Regions from separate parts of the Mus musculus genome. Here region 2 is linked to region 1. A link is a loop called in an ENCODE intact Hi-C map of the cell type or tissue named here. Cell type or tissue: heart. All regions are shown on one strand.

What was found. Peaks named below come from ENCODE experiments on the same cell type or tissue, not always from the same donor. Only the 100,000 strongest peaks of a DNase experiment are listed, where the experiment ranks them.
Region 2: it touches region 1 in a loop (2.6-fold over the local background); 2 of 42 quality-filtered maps call a loop at or near these places.

The regions. Positions count from the first base shown.
Region 1 is chr4:130,337,630-130,345,629 of GRCm38, forward strand. Zcchc17 (zinc finger, CCHC domain containing 17) reads right to left here. Exons shown (of 8, transcript NM_153160.5): 4 at 855-955. Among named protein-coding and RNA genes, the nearest start is that of Zcchc17, 18 kb to the right of the region's middle. In heart, a CTCF peak has its summit at 4,256 (motif pointing right); no DNase peak of the experiment used is centred here.
Region 2 is chr4:130,887,124-130,895,123 of GRCm38, forward strand. No RefSeq gene overlaps it. Among named protein-coding and RNA genes, the nearest start is that of Gm35294, 20 kb to the left of the region's middle. In heart, a CTCF peak has its summit at 6,760 (motif pointing right); DNase peaks (open chromatin) are centred at 3,168, 3,538, 5,008 and 5,288; H3K27ac peaks cover 947 bases.

The DNA of each region.
Region 1 (8,000 bases):
TAAGAACACGGGTGTGTGTGTGTGGGGGGGGGGTGTACAAGAAGTAAAAAGGGCAGACGTAACGGCTGAAGAGGTACAGGAAATGGTCTTCATCCATTCCTATCTTGGAGGGGCCAGTGAAATGGCTCAGTGGGTGAAGGTGCCTGCTGTCAAGCCTAACATCGTGAGTTCAATTCCCAGAATTCACATGGTGCAGGGAGAGAGGAGACTGCAGCAAGCTGTCCTCTGATCTCCACACACACTGTGGCCTGCATGAGTGGACAGGCAGACAGTAGACATACACACACTCTCCTGCCTCAGCCTCCTGGATGCTAAAGTAACAGAAGTATGACACCACATTCAGCTCTGGCTCCGTCTTACAGCTACAGAACCTAACACGTGGAAGCACTCAACAGTTTTCAGATTCCTACTAGTGTCCCTGGCTTTCTGCCTGCCATTCCCTCGTAGCCCACGGAAGGCATGCACCCCCATGCCCGAGCTGCCCATCTACTCTAGGAGAAATGGCTGCAAGTTGTGTGTCTTTTTCCTTCCGGCCTAAGATGAAGTACACGTGACAAGTGCTCTCTGAAGCTAAGCTAAAGAGTAAATCTCCATCTCTGGCTCTTTTCTATCTAAGCCTCAGGAGGAGAGTCCCATGAACACACACTCCCCCACTACACTTCTGCACTTCATGTTCTTTCTCCCAGGCCCGCAGGACAGACAACCAGAAGATTCAAACTCAAGACAGATGACTGGGACAAGATTTAAAAATAAGGACGTCAGCCATCACGAACGTTTACACACCGTTATGAACTCCAATGAAAGCCCAGCATTTTATAAGCCTTTCAACCACGCGAAGGGGCAGGACACTTTACCTCTCGGCCAATCAGCTTCACCCACACTTTGTCTCCAACATCTACTATCTCAGAAGGCTTATCCACTCGACAGGACGACATGTGAGTTCGATGGACCAGACCTGAGGTGAGAAAGAAAAACACACATTTGTACTCCAAATGCACAGGTAGGAAAGGCAGGCTATAACAGGGAATTTTTAAACTTCTAATGAACATTTTATATAGATTAAAACTACAAACTAAAACAATTTAAGATCAGCCTTTAACCCAGTCAACCAACCAACCCTGCTTAAATTTTACTTTACTTTATGTGCATGGGTGTTTTGCCTGCGTAGATGTCTGTACATCATGTGTGGCTACCACCCAAAGAGGCCAGAAGAGACCTTCTGGGACCGGAGTTACAGACAGCTGTGAGCTGTCACAGGGTGCTGGGAATCCAATCTTGGTCCTCTGAAAGCATAGCGAGTGTTCTGAACCACTGAGCTGTCTCTCCAGTGCCAGTCAACGTTGGTTCAATAACTGCTCAGATAGAGAAGAGCTCAGCAGTGGAACTGCTTTGTATGACCAGGCTGGGGATTCCATTCCTAGCACCAAGAGATAGGAGGAAAACTAAAAATATGTAACACAATGACAGCAACCACATGAAGACTGAGCTGAGTTCTGTTTTCTATGGTACCAGGGATTGAAACGGAGCCCCCTATATGCTAGGTGTCCATCCTGCGACTGAGTTTACACCTCCAGTTCCTCAAAAGATTTCTAACTATGTGTATAGTGTCTATATGCCAGGAGTGTCTGTGTGTGTGTGTCTTTATGTGCAGGTGCCTGCAGAGGCCAGGGGAGACATCAGAGCCCCAGGAGCTGGAGTTACAGGCCGTGGTGAGCAGCCAACATGGGTGCTGGGAACCAAACTCTGGTCCCCTGCAAGAGCACCAATTGCGCTTAACTGCTGAGCCGTCTTCCCAGCCCCACTCCCACAGTGTAGATAGAAATACAAGTTGGTAAATCCTTTCAAAGCAAGGGCTTCCTTCTGTAGTGCTGATCCTTTATTCTTCAGACCTGACACACGCCAGTCACATGCTTCCACCCCTGACCAAGGCCTTCAGACCTTTGCTAGAAAAATCTCTGGAATTGTTCCCAAAGAAAAAACATCAATAGAGGCAAAGCACCCAGGAGCAAAAACACTGTAGGTATTACTATCTATGAATGTTAAAAATGAAGAACTGTAGCCTCTTGCTGCTGCTAGTGATGCTGGTGGTGACGGTGGCAGCAGCCCACGCCTTTTATCCCAGAACCTAGGAGGCAGAGGAAAGGGGATTCTCTGAGTTCCAGGAGAGCCAGGACTACACAGAGAAGCCCTGTCTGGAAAACAAAATCAAAAACAAAATTAAGAATTGGGGTTGGAGAAATGGCTCAGCAGTTAAGAGCACTTATTTCCGGGACTGGAGAGATGGTTCAGTGGTTGAGAGCACTGGCTGCCCTTCCAGACCCCGGTTCAATTGCCAGCACCCACATGGCAGCTCACAATTGTCTCTAGCTTCAGTTCCAAGGGATCCAACATCCTCATACAGACATATACGCAAAACACATTCTGTGCATTCATGCAATGCACAGAAAATATAATTTAAAAAAAAAAAAAAAGAGCACTTGCTCTTGCAAAGGCAGGTTTGAGTCCCAGCACCACATGACGGCTCACAACCATCTCTAACTCCAGTCCCTAGGGGAGCCATGCTTTCTTCTGACTTCTGAAGGCACCAGATATGCACATGTTCCCCATATATGCAGGCAAAATACTCATTTGCATAAAATAATACAGTAAGTAAATTTAAGAAAGAATTGTATACAGCGGCTCATACTTGTTAGTCCAGTACTCAAAAAACTAAGACAGGAGGATCACACCTGTGAGACCACCCTGGTCTCCATAGTGAATTCAAGGCAGTCTGGGTTACAGACTGAACCCAGTTTCAAAACAAAAAGAACAGCAGAATTCCAAATCCACTTTAATAACTAATAATTGGAGAACATCTTGACAAACGATGGTAAATCAGTCAAATGGAAAAGGAAGCAACCATTTAAATTAGTTACAGAAAATAATTACAGTTGATGTTAAGTGAAAAAAATAGAAAAAGTACTTTTTTAAAAAAAGGTTCTCACTACATATGTAACCTTGGCTACAGATCTCAACTACAGGTCTGTGCCACATACCCTGGCATAGTACTATTTTCTTCTTCTTTTTTTTTTTTAAGATTTATTTCTTTATTATATGTAAGTACACTGTAGTTGTCTTCAGACACACCAGATGAGGGCGTCAGATCTCGTCACGGATGGTTGTGAGCCACCATGTGGTTGCTGGGATTTGAACTTGGGACCTTTGGAAGAGTAGTCAGTGCTCTTAACTGCTGAGCCATCTCACCAGCCCCATAGTACTATTTTCAACATTAAACTGGCAACAATGTTTAGAAAAACAATAACCAATATTGGTGAAAACAGAAAAATAAGAAACATTATTAAGTTAGAATTAACTTTTAGAAGTTACGTATCAATAACTATCAAAAATGAGAAGTCTGGGAAGGAAAGCAGCACAGGCATTTAACATGTATGTCTTCTGCAGCACCACAAAATAAATTTTAAATGTTAAATAGTTTTAACTTTGGCTGGGCATAGAGATACACAGCTCTTGGGAGGTGGGGGCAAGTGGATCTCTGTGGGTTCAAGGTCTACGTAGTGAGTTCCAGGTCAGCCTAGGTTACAGAGAGAGAGAGAGGTGTCTTAAAACACAAATCACACTGGGCAGTGGCACACTTAGGAGGCAGAGGCAGGCTGGTGAGATGGCTCAGTGGGTAAGAGCACCCGACTGCTCTTCCGAAGGTCAAGAGTTCAAATCCCAGCAACCACATGGTGGCTCACAACCATCCGTAACAAGATCTGATTCTCTCTTCTGGAGTGTCTGAGGACAGCTACAGTGTACTTACATATAATAAATAAATAAATAAATCTTAAAAAAAAAAAAAAAAAAACATGGCCAAAGGAGGCAGAGGCAGGCAGAGCTCTGAGTTCAAAGCCAGCCTGGTCTACAGATGGAGTTCCAGGACAGCCAGGGCTACAGAGTAAGACCCTGTCTCGAAAAACCAAAGCAACAACAACAACAAAACCCCCACAAAGCACAAAAACAACAATCTACATGCTCTTAACAACCAAGCCATCTCTCCGGCCCCTTAAATAATTTTAGAATGCCCCTTTCCTGCTGTTGAAGGTGAATTACTTTAGAGAACAACCTTCTTTCTATATTCCAAGGTAATTCCCTGCTGCGGGCCCAAGACAGTCTAGTCAACCAAGGAACTCCATCCTCCTGACCATAGCAATTGGCTGGTTGGGTAGAGATACAAACCACTAACTACAAAATGCTGTAAATATGCAGCCTGACCAGTAGGTGGCAGGAGTCTGCCAGGAAAAAGTAAACACAGATCAAGAGTCTGAGCTAAATCATCTGTAATCCAAGCAGGCGGGAGAGGTCAGAGCTCGAGGCTATGAATGGAGATCCCTTCTTTAAAGGCAAAACAAAACATAAATACCTGATACATCTGATACTAGCCGAGGAAGAAACTAGAAGTCCTTGGCTTGCAATATCAGCCAAAAACACGGGTCTGCCCCTTTGCACCAGTCCTGGCTGTCAGTCTCATTATAACTACACCTAGGAATCCTGCCCAAGAAAATAATCAGGCTGGATTGTGCTGTGCACCCAGCTGACCGTTAACCATGCAGACTCATCTACTTGCCTTAGTTGCTTGAGTAGCTGGGGCTACAGATGCAGGCTGCCATGCTGGCACAATGCATCATGACAGGAGAATCTAGAAGCAAACTAACACCCAACACAAGCACGGCAACTGCATTAATCCCAGGCTGGTGCCAGAAGAGCCAGCCAAACATGCCAGCGACTTATCTTATAGTGAAAATGTGTACAGTACTGTGAATATACAGCATTTCCCATGGCAAAATAAAGTACAATACAAAGTTACATAGTGTGACGACAAATGCTTAAAAGTGCATCTTTAAAATGTTAAGGAATTACTCGAAAAATGCTAACAACAGATATAGTATCTGTGCTGGCTAGTTTTCTGTCAACTTAACACCAGCTAGTCATTTGAGAAGAGGGAACCTTAACATGAAAATGTCCCCAACACACTGACATATGGATCCAGCCAGGTGGTCCTGGATGCTGTAAGAGAGAAGGCTGAGAGAGCCACAAGGAGCAAGCCAGCAAGCAGCACTCCTCCATGGCCTCTGCTTCAGTTCCTGCTACCAAGTTCCTGCCTTGAGTTCCCTCAGTGACAGAATGTGACCTGAGAGATGTAGGCTGAATAAACCCTTTCCTGGCAGGCACATGCACTTGAGAGAAAGAGGCACATGGATCTTAAGAGTCCCAGGCCAACCTAGACTACAGACTGAGTTTCAGAAAGCCAGGGCTACACAGAGAAACACTGTCTCTAAAAATAAACAAACAAACAAACTCGAACCCCCCTTTCCTCCCTAAGAGCTTTTGCTTTGTTGAAAGCAATATTACAGACACTCTTTCACTTATTTTCAGTAAGTTAAGAGACTTCTTAGTTTTGTTTTTGAGACAGGTTCTCACTATATGAGCCACGCTGGCCTCAAACTTGTGAGGCCTGACTCAGACTCTAAGTGCACTTGTGGACAAGCACTCCCTCATCTGGCTGCTGAAGAGTCTCCTCCTAACAAACTTGCTCACACACACACACACACACACACACACACACACACACACACACACGAGTATTTGTTGTACAGGCCTGAAATTCAGGTGTTTATCCCTTCTATTTGAGCTTCTATTAGAAGCTACCATTTTCTTTATCTGTGGCCAATGGGTCTCTTACATCTAAGACAGATGATTCTATGGATTGGCATTTCTTCTCCAAAATGCTTACTGCGTACATATGTCCATACAATGTAGATATAAGCTATGTTTTTAATTAGGTCACATATAATCTCCAAACTGGGTATAATCATGCATCCAGGGCTTTTGTATTTTTTGAGACTGGGTTTCTCTGTAGCCCTGGCTGTCCTGGAACTCACTCTGTAGACCAGGCTGGACTCAAACTCAGAAATCCGCCTGCCTCTGCCTCTCAAGTGCTGAGGTTAAAGGCGTGCGCTGAGCAGCTTGTCGGTCTACTCTAGCAGATTCTCCACACGCAGACACATAAACGTCTTACTTTCCTCTGAAGACTGAATCCTGAGGTGAGCACTGTTCCACCCAGCTTTACTCTCGGCTCCTGGGCCTGCATTCCTGACGTGAAGCCACAAATGCCCAAAGGGCATCAAATCCATCATCATGTTCAATAAACTCAACATGACACTTAAACAGAGTGAGTCCCAACTGAATGTCTGTCAGCACGAGGAGAAAAGAACACAGCCCTGACACTGAGAGAGAGAGAGAGAGAGAGAGAGAGAGAGAGAGAGAGCGCAAGCACACATAAGTGCTTATTACCACTGCCTAGAATGTCTCTCCACTGTTTTAGACTCAACGTTAATCTCTTTCACAGCTTCCACTGGTAAGAGAAAAAGAAGGTAAACTTGCCAATTCACAAGAGGCCAGGTACAGCCAGAGCTCGGCAGAAGGAACTCTGCCTGATCTCTGGGGTACTGCTCGAGTCTCCAGTGAATGGCGTGTGACAATTACACTTGCAGAGAAGTTAGTGTTTTCACGCCCTTTCTCCCTTGGGATTAGAAACGGTCAGACATTCACTAACACGATATTGCAGGCAAAAATGGATCAAGGATGGATGGAAGACAGTTCTATTGATCAAATAACCAGAGTCTAAGATATGCACATCATCCCATTCCACAAACGAAGAAACTGAAGACTCAAAACCAAGTGATTTTCCCAAGTCAAGAAACTGGTAAATGCCTGAGCTGGGACTTGAACTCATGTGTTTACGAAATAAGACTCACTGATGTCCAGTATCTCTCCGACACTGTACTAGGCCCAGAGCTATCTGAACAACTGAGGTGGATTCAGGGCAGTCTTCATTACCTTCCTCACACATGCTTTCATTTGCTCCTGTGTGTAATGGGAGAGGGCTCTACTGCGCCTATGACAGCCACAAGCAGCACTGCTATTTTACATTTCATGGGGAAAATAAAAATCAGCAGCTACAGTATTGGACTGCAGACGTGGTAAACTATAAAACATAAAGAAAGCTATGTTTGGCTGGGTAGAATGACACTTACCCATAATCTCACCACCTAGGAACCGGATGCAGAAGGATGATTGTGAATGCTAGTCCAGGATACAGTGTGAGATCTTGCCTTAAAAAAATTACAAATGGCAGCAAGCTGGCTCAGCAGCTAACTGACTGCAAGCTTGAGGACCTCAGATCAATCCCTGGAATGACACAAAGCTGAATGCAGAGGCTCACATCTGTAATTCCAGCACTCCGACGGGGGAGCTGCCCGGAAGTTTACAGGCTAACCAGCCTGAAGTATGCAACCAGGCAGCATCACTAATGTGGAAAAAGAACTGACTCCTGAAAACTGCCCTCTGACCTCCACACGTGCACCATGACACCCAAGAATGCCAACAACAATAATAAAACCTTAAAATACACATTTGTGTATGCGCGTGCGTATGTGCGTGCAGTCTCTGGCCGGGCAGTCACAGGAAGAATCCAGTCATGAGAGTAATGAGAGGACTGGAACACTTGGTCCCATCCATCCAGCTCCCACAGCCGGGAATGCAGGAGTGGGGAGCGAGCGGCCTTTAAGGACAGTCCCTGCACACATCATGGAGTATGCAGTGCTGGACAGAACAGATTCAGGAGCGCCTTCACCCCGCTCCACTCAGCCTGCCCTGTGTCCCTTCATTGTTTGTTTATTCCTGAACTGGATTTATTGTAAACCAGCAAGGGGGAATAAATGCTTTCCTGAGTTCTGTGAACTTTTACTGTGGTGTTTTGTTTGTTTGAGACAGAGTCTTACAGTGCAGCCTTGGCTGGCCTGGAACCCACAATGTAGATCAGGCTGACCTTGAACTCAGGTATCTGTCTGCCTCTGCCCACTGAATACTGGGATTAAAGGTGTGCCTCACTATGCTCTGCTCTTTCTTTTTTTTTAAACAGAGTTTCATGTAGCCCAGATTAGCCTCCAATTCATTAC
Region 2 (8,000 bases), 550 kb after region 1:
ATAATGGACTGGACCTCTGAACCTGTAAGCCAGCCCCAATTAAATGTTGTCCTTATAAGAGCTGCCTTGGCCGAGGTGTCTGTTCACAGCAGTAAAACCCTAACTAAGATTCCCTCCTCGATCTCTGGTGCTGGGTTTGCTCGCTCCATCACATTCTCCCACCATTTGGCAGGCACCTGTGACCTTGGCTCTGTGCATACATGTGGGAACAGTACCCGGGAGTCACACTGCTGACACAGCAGCCATGTTGTACCAGGCCTCTGGGGCACTAAGCAGTCAGGAGAGAGCCATGTCGCTTTATTTAAAATGAAGTGGATTCTAAACACCACTTAAAAACACATTAATAATGGTGTTGGTGTGTTATTCATCTTGGAAAAGTGACAGATGTTTCCCTCAGCAAATCGCTGATGGGGGAGTGTGAGGTACGGAGCCAGGAGATTGATTAGCTCCTGTCAAGGGGCCCATTATGGTTGCCTGGTCACCTCCTCGCTCCGCCTGCCCCCGGCTGCCCCGCTACCCTCTAGGGGATGCTTATTTACACAATCTTCCTCCAGGATTTGGGGGCTGTGTGCTGGTGTGGCTGCTGTTCCCTTATTTTGGGGTGAATACTCTGACTTTCCTTTGGGGTCACATCTGTCCCTTTCTCCAGCCCCATCCCAGTAGGCACAGGGTTAGTCTTTGAGACTTCCCCAGAGGGCCAACTGCTCCAGGCTGAGCCGGTGTTTGCAGCTGGATCTAGAGGTACCTGAGGCTGACCCTTTAACATCCTGGTGACTGAAACCCAAACTCTCCCCTTAAAAAGCAAAGCAAAGCAAAACAAAAACCAAACCAAAAAAGCAAAAAACAAAACAAACCCCACCAAATTCTCCCCTTAAAAAACAAAACAAAACAAAAAAGCAAAAACCAAAACTTACCAAACTCTCGTCAGTCCATGCAAATTGCTAGCTATCAACAAGAATTACAAATGATACATAGTGTGTCTTGACTAGGTAAGTTGTTTCTCTGTGGAGGCCTCAGTGTTCCCTCTGGGCTCTTCCTTCCTGGGAGGGCTGTAGAACCCAAACTTGGAGAGGGTCACACAGAGACAGGCGGTGGCTCAGCAGCCTTTCCCGGAGCTCCAGGGCACACCGGGCGTACCCACGGCCACTCCGGTATTAGGGCAGGGGCAGAGGGACACTACAGTCAGGAGGAACACACCTTCATCTTGCTCTTTGTCTCTCAGTGGCTCCTGGTCCCTCCAGGATTAAGTTTGAATGAGGAGCTGGAGGGTAGCTCCGTTGGTAGGCGGCTCACAAAGGCAGCGTGCATGAAATCCAGAGTGGGTCCCTGGCACTGCCAGAGCCAGGGCGGTTGGTTGTGCGTGCCTAGAAACCCAGCACTTGGGAGGTGGAGGCAGGGGGATTCAAGGTCGTTCTTGGCAACATAGCAGGTTCCTAAAGATACCCGAGACTCTGTCTTATAAAACAACAACGAAGGGAAGGAAGGAATGGGCGCGCTACACTGCCAACCCTGTGCTGAACTTCCCGGCCCTAAACTCAGGGAGTGTCCCCGGGGCCTCACTTGCAGGTGAGCTCTGACCCCTCTCCCTTCCCATCCCATCCCACCTGCCAGGCCTCACTGCTCTGAGTCAGGACTCTGCCCAGATCCATTCTTCACTGTTTTGTTGTTATTGTTGTTTTGTTTTGTTTTGTTTTGTTGGCTCTGTTTTTGGGGCCTGCTCAATGAGCTAGTATTGGTCAGAGAGGTAGGAGGTACCAGTATCAGGGCCAGCCAGTGCTGAAGGTTGTGGAGAAAAATTAAGCTGGAAGAAGGGAGGGTGTGCTATGTATGTGGAACATTTTCTTCCTTCCTTCCTTCCTTCCTTCCTTCCTTCCTTCCTTCCTTCCTTCCTTCCTTCCTTCCTTCCTTTTCCTTCCTTCCTTCCTTCCTTTTCCTTCCTTCCTTCCTTCCTTCCTTCCTTCCTTCCTTCCTTCCTTCCTTCCTTCCTTTTCCTTCCTTCCTTCCTTCCTCCCTCTCTCTCTCTCTCTCTCTCTCTCTCTCTCTCTCTCTCTCTCTCTAATGGTTTACAGAGAGGTTATGAGAAAGAGGGACTTTTAAGCCAATACCCGATATGTGAGAGGAAATCATACATACCATTGAGAAAGGCAGGACTGCAGATGCAAAGGCCCTGTGGTGGGCATGAGTTTAGAATGTTCTGGGGAGGGCTGGTGAGATGGCTCAGTGGGTAAGAGCACCCGACTGCTCTTCCAAAGGTCCGGAGTTCAAATCCCAGCAACCACATGGTGGCTCACAACCATCTGTAACAAGATCTGATGCCCTCATCTGAAGACAGCTACAGTGTACTTACATATAATAAATAAATAAATCTTTAAAAAAAAAAAAAAGAATGTTCTGGGGAGTTGGACAGAGTGCCGGGGAGAGTGGGGAGGCAGAGGAGGAGGGGGAGGACACTTATACAGCCTCATGGGCTGCTCACTGGCTTTTACACGGAAGGAGATAGGTCCAGGGGATTGGATTCCAGGGGACAAGGGTTAAGGAGAGAGACTGGAGGGGTCAAGAGAGGCGTGATAAGATAGGTTAGAAATCCAGGGTGGGGCAGCAAGAATGGCAGAGAGATCTTCTTGGGAAGCTGCAGGTGACAGGTGACAGGGGCTTTGCCTGTGGGGTGGCAAGAGGGCAGGTAAAGCCTGAGACAGAAACCTTCCCTGGCAGAGAGTCAAAGGCCAGGGGTTGGGGGGGGGGGGGAGAGGACGGAGGCACAGCAGGTTGCCAAAGAGGGCCAGGAAGCTGGAGCAAGACCCAGGGTAACTGCGCAGTCATCAGGACAGTTGTTCCCAGTGCCACCTGCTGCCAGGAAGCCACTCATCCCAGGTCAGGGCTTGGCTATGCACCCTGGAACAGCTGGACAGGATGACTCTGACGAGAGCATCAGAGACAGGGCCTGAAGCCTCCAAACGGAGACAGAAGCCCTCTGGGCACCAGAGTCAGGGGTCAGGCTTTAGGGACGTCTCTAGAGCAAAGGTTCAGGGAGCAAGGGAAGTGGCAGCCATGGGTTGTGGAGTGGCATGGGTGGGGTCATGCATGCATGCATTCGTTCGTGCGTGTGTGTGCACGTGTGCGTGCCTAGAGCAAACTGGAGCTGAGCCTGTCAACAGCTGACCGGAAGCTGCTGGGGAACTGTGAGTACTCTTTATTTTCAAATGCCTTCTGGCTTCTGCAGAGTGGCCTTTGGAGGCCTTTGATCTGTGTACACCCCCTCCTACACCCCTTCCTGTTGCCCCTTATCTTGGCTCCTCTGGCCTCTAGTAGGGTCATGGCCTCTGTCCCTGCTGTCTCTGATCTCTGCCAGGCTGTGTGGGCCCCCAGGGCTACCCCAGCAGGAGGCTGTGTCAGTGGGCATATCCCCAACCACCAGGCTTCTCTGGCCTGTGAGGCTCTTTGTTTGGGACAGTCTCTACAATTTGATCTGGCCCAAGTGGGACAGGAAGTGATCTCTGGTGCTCATCAGACAAAAGGCCTCTTGGAGGCCAGGAAGCAACCACTGGGGTTATCTGTCCATGGACTCATGGACCATCTGAGAGACAGATGGAGCCTGGGCTCCTGGGACATTATTGCTTCATGGATGTTGCTACTATTACAGAAGGCTTCTTCCCCCAACTCCTGCTGGGTTCTCCATGAGCCTTGTCAGCTCATCCCCTACCCTGCCCCCAGCAAGCCTTGGGACCCCTTTTGGAGGAGGCTTCTCTTTCTGAGCCCTTCTGCTAGTCTCGTGTGTGTGTGTGTGTGTGTGTGTGTGTTGTGGGGTGGGGTATGTATGTGTGTGTATGTGTATATGTGTGTGCACTTGTGCGTGTATGTGTGTGCATGTGTGTGTATGTGTGTATATGTGTGTATGTGTGTATGTGTATGCATTCATGTGTATGTGTATATATGTGTGTTTGTATATATGTATGTGTGTGCATGTGTGTATGTGTGTATATGTGTGTATGTGTATGCATTCATGTGTGTGTGTATATATGTGTGTGTGTATATGTGTATGTGTGTGTATGTGTATGCATTCATGTGTGTGTGTATATATGTATGTGTGAGTGTGTATATGTGTGTGTGCACACATGCTCATCATTCTTCCCCTACCCGCTCCCAGGGACCAGAGCTGACCACAGCTCAGGTGATGTCACCCTCCAAGACACTTAGCCATTTATGATGGCTTTAGGAGCTTCTCAGAGAGATGGCCCATTACCTGGAGAGTTTCTTCAATCCACATATAAAGGAAGGGGTCCACAATGGTGGAATGTCCATCTGTGCAGGTGCGAGGAGGGGAGACGTGAAATGTTGGGGTGTGTGTGGGTCAGCTCCCGTGTGCCCAGTCAGCCAGCTGCTGGAATCCCCAAGGCTTTGCTCTCCATTAAAGGGCTGGCAGTCAGTGACTCTTAGCTTCACCTCTGTTCAGAGTCTCCATCCCGTTTTCCTTTCCAGGCGGGAGGAGAGAGCCAGGTCAGGGTGTCTCCTTCCCTAAGACCAGTTGAGTAAGCCCTGTGTGTGTTCTTAGTCCTGGATGGGAAAGCCGGGGTCTTCGGTACCTTTTCAGCCTCCTTCAAGGTGGGTCTGTGTTCTGTGGCCATGTTTTAGATGTAGAAATGGAGGAACCTTGTGACTTATTATTGTGCACCTCCAAACACCCAAAGTCACACGGCTCCTAATCCAAAAAGGGCCTAAGCCATATCTCAGCTGCCTCCAGGAAGGGCCGCAAGGACGCTCTAGAGTGTCCATTCTCCATGGACCCACTATGGGCTGACTTTGCCTGATAAGGACCCTGTCCTTAATCAATGGCCTTCAGCAGGTCTGTGAGCCATGACCACAGCTATGTCACGGTTTCTAAATATGCCCCGGAGGGGGCAGAGGCTTCGGGGCACCCACATTGAAGCTTGACATGCTCAGGAGGGATGCAGACGACCTTGGGTGCTTTATCGCCAACGCATGCCTCAGTTTCCCCATACCACAGCGGCATTGGGTACATGTGGGTGCCGTTGTCACCTTCTCAGTCTCTCTTTGCCTTCCTTCACATGGGCTTCCATCTGGGCTGAGCTCCCTGCAGGGTAGAGGAAAGGACAGATGTAGGCATGCATGCTGTGTCTCGTTTCAGCTGTGTCTGGGAGCCATCTATTCCCGGGGCCCCACTTCTGGAACAAGGGCTCCGGTTCTAAGCGCTTGCCTAGTTTGACAACCCACATTGCCAGGAAGAGTACTCTCGGGCACACCTTTTTAATCTTCTCTACCACAGTTTAAAAGCAGAGACCTGCTGCCCTCTGGTGGCCGTTCCTTGGTATTGCCTGGCCCCGGTGGCCAAATCCTCTCGCCTGGACAAATCCTGTTTTCTTTCCTTGCTTGGGGGAAGGTAGGTAGAAGTAAGCTCCTGAAAGCCTGCTATCGCTCCTGCGCCTTCCAAGCCAAGGCCCTGGTTGGGACTTCCTTTCTTGTTTGGTGGAAACCTTTGTTCCTCGGAACTCAGCATGGTCATCCCTGCGTGAGAGCCCACACTGATGGGTGTGATCTGCTCAGCTTCAATCTGTTCTGATATTGTCAACTTGACAGAATCTGGAATTGTCTGAGAGATGGACTTCTGGGTCTCTCCGTGTGGAGAGCTATCTTGATTATGTTAATTAATGAGGTAAGACACATCTTAATTATGATGGGACCACTGGAAGGGCAGGGGACCCTGAACTGTACAAGATGGAGACAGCAAGCTAAGCTCTGGCATCCGTTCTGTCTCTGTGGTGCGATGCTTCTTGACTGAGGATGCAATGTGGTGTCTTGCCTCCATGGGTTGTAAGCTGGAACTTCGAGCTAAATAACACCTTTGTCCCTCAGTTTACATTTGTCAGAGTATTTTTTATCATAGCAACAGGGAAAGTGTCTAGAGACACTGCCCTTCTACAGACGTCCAAAGCCAGGTGTGGTGGCTCATGCATTTAATCTCAGCCCTCAGGAGGCAGAGGCAGGCAGATCTCTGTGAGTTTGAGGCCAGCCTGGTTTACAAAGCTAGTCCAGGACTCCAAGACAGCCAGGGTTGCTTTCTGAAAAACCCTGTCTGGGAAAACAAAACCAACCAACCAAACAAACAAATGAAGGACTCCTAGGGTCTCTGGTTCCAAGGGAAAGTATATAACAGTTCTACTCGAAAGATCCTTTGTTTTCTTAGAAGACTGTTACTAGCCTGAGTTCAATACTTCCCCCACCCCCTTTGAGTCAGGGTCTCATGTAGTCCAGGCTGCCCTTAAACTCAATATGTAGCGTAGGTTAACCTCTTGCTTTCTTCTCCTGTGTGCTGTGGACACCATGCCCTGTGGATACCACTACATTGTGTTGGGGATTGGACACTGAGCTTGGTGTGCTGTGTGTCCTAATGGCTCTCTGTTCCTGTGGTGAAGCCTCTACCCAAAGCAGCATGGGCAAGAAAGGGTTTATTTGGTTTACAAGTCACCGTCCATCAGTCAGGGAAGCCAAGGCAGGAGCTCAAGGGAGGACCCTGGAGGCAGGAACTGAAGCACAGACCATGGAGGAGTGCAGCTCACTGGCTTGCTCTTCATGCATCACTCTGCCACTTTCCTTACGCACCGCCTAGGTGTGGTGCCGCCCACAGTGGGCTAGGTTCTCCTACATCTATCAACAATCAGGAAAATGCCTCCCAGACTTGCCTGCAGGCAATTTCTCAGTTGACGGTTCCCTTTCCCCTGGTGTGTAGGTCTGTGTCAGGCTGACAAAAAAATGTGACACTAGGTGGCACTCGTTCAACTGAGTCAGGGCCCTAGACCCCCAGGTCCTAAATAACAGGCTCTAGATTACCAGGGTCCCAGGTCCTCAGGCCCCCAGGTCTCCAGGTCCCCAGGTCCCCAGCCTACCAGGTCCCCAGGTCCCCAGGTCCCCAGGTCTCTAGGTCCCCAGGCTTCCAGTCCCAAGCCCCCCAGGTCCCCAGAACTGTTTTACTGATTTTTAGTTAAAAAATGTTAGTAACAAGATGTATAACCTGAGAATATCCATTTATCTGTCGTTCACGCATAGTTGAGCAGCATCCAGCACGCTCTCCTCGTTGGGAGACTGTCACCAGTCTGCATCCCCAGAACACCTCACACGCCTACCCACTTCCTGGCAGCCATTGCTTCTGCTCTGTCTCTGTGAGTGTCCACTCTGGGGACTTCATGACTGGAGTCACGTAGTGCATTTAGTTTGCTTAAACCTCAAGGCTTATCTGTGTTGTAAGAGGATGCCAGAACCTCCTATATGTTTACGTGTGTGTGTGTGTGTGTGTGTGTGTGTGTGTGTGTGCATGCAGAAGCGAGAGGAGAGGAGATGTTTGACACCTTTGTCTGTAGTTCTCCATCTTCTTATGTTTTATGACTTTGCAGTGCTCGTGCATTTTAACTTTTTCTTAATAAACATTTAAAATGTTTAGTTAAATATTATTATTAATATTTATTTATTTATTTATGTTTTTTTTTTTCGAGACAGGGTTTCTCTGTGTAGCCCTGGCTGTCCTGGAACTCACTCTGTAGACCAGGCTGGCCTCGAACTCAGAAATCCACCTGCCTCTGCCTCGCAAGTGCTTATTTATATATTTTATGTGAGTACACTGTCGCTGTCTTCAGACACACCAGATGAGGGAGGGCATCGGATCCCATTACTGTGAGCCACCACATAGTTGCTGGGAATTGAATTTAGGACCTCTGGAAGAGGAGTCAGTGCTCTTAACCACTGAGCCATCTCTCCAGCCCTAGCTAAAATATCATTACATCATTTCTCTCTTCTCTTTCCTCCCTCCAACTCCTCCTACATTCCCTTGCTTCAACCTCTCCTATGGCCCCGCCCCACTCTCTCAGATTCATGGCTTTTCCCCCTTTGATGATTATTGTTATATACATACATGATTTCAGGGATGAGCACCTGGGATTGTATGGCTATTGTGGGCTCGTCCTTGGGGAGGAGTGATTTCCCCATCTCAGCAA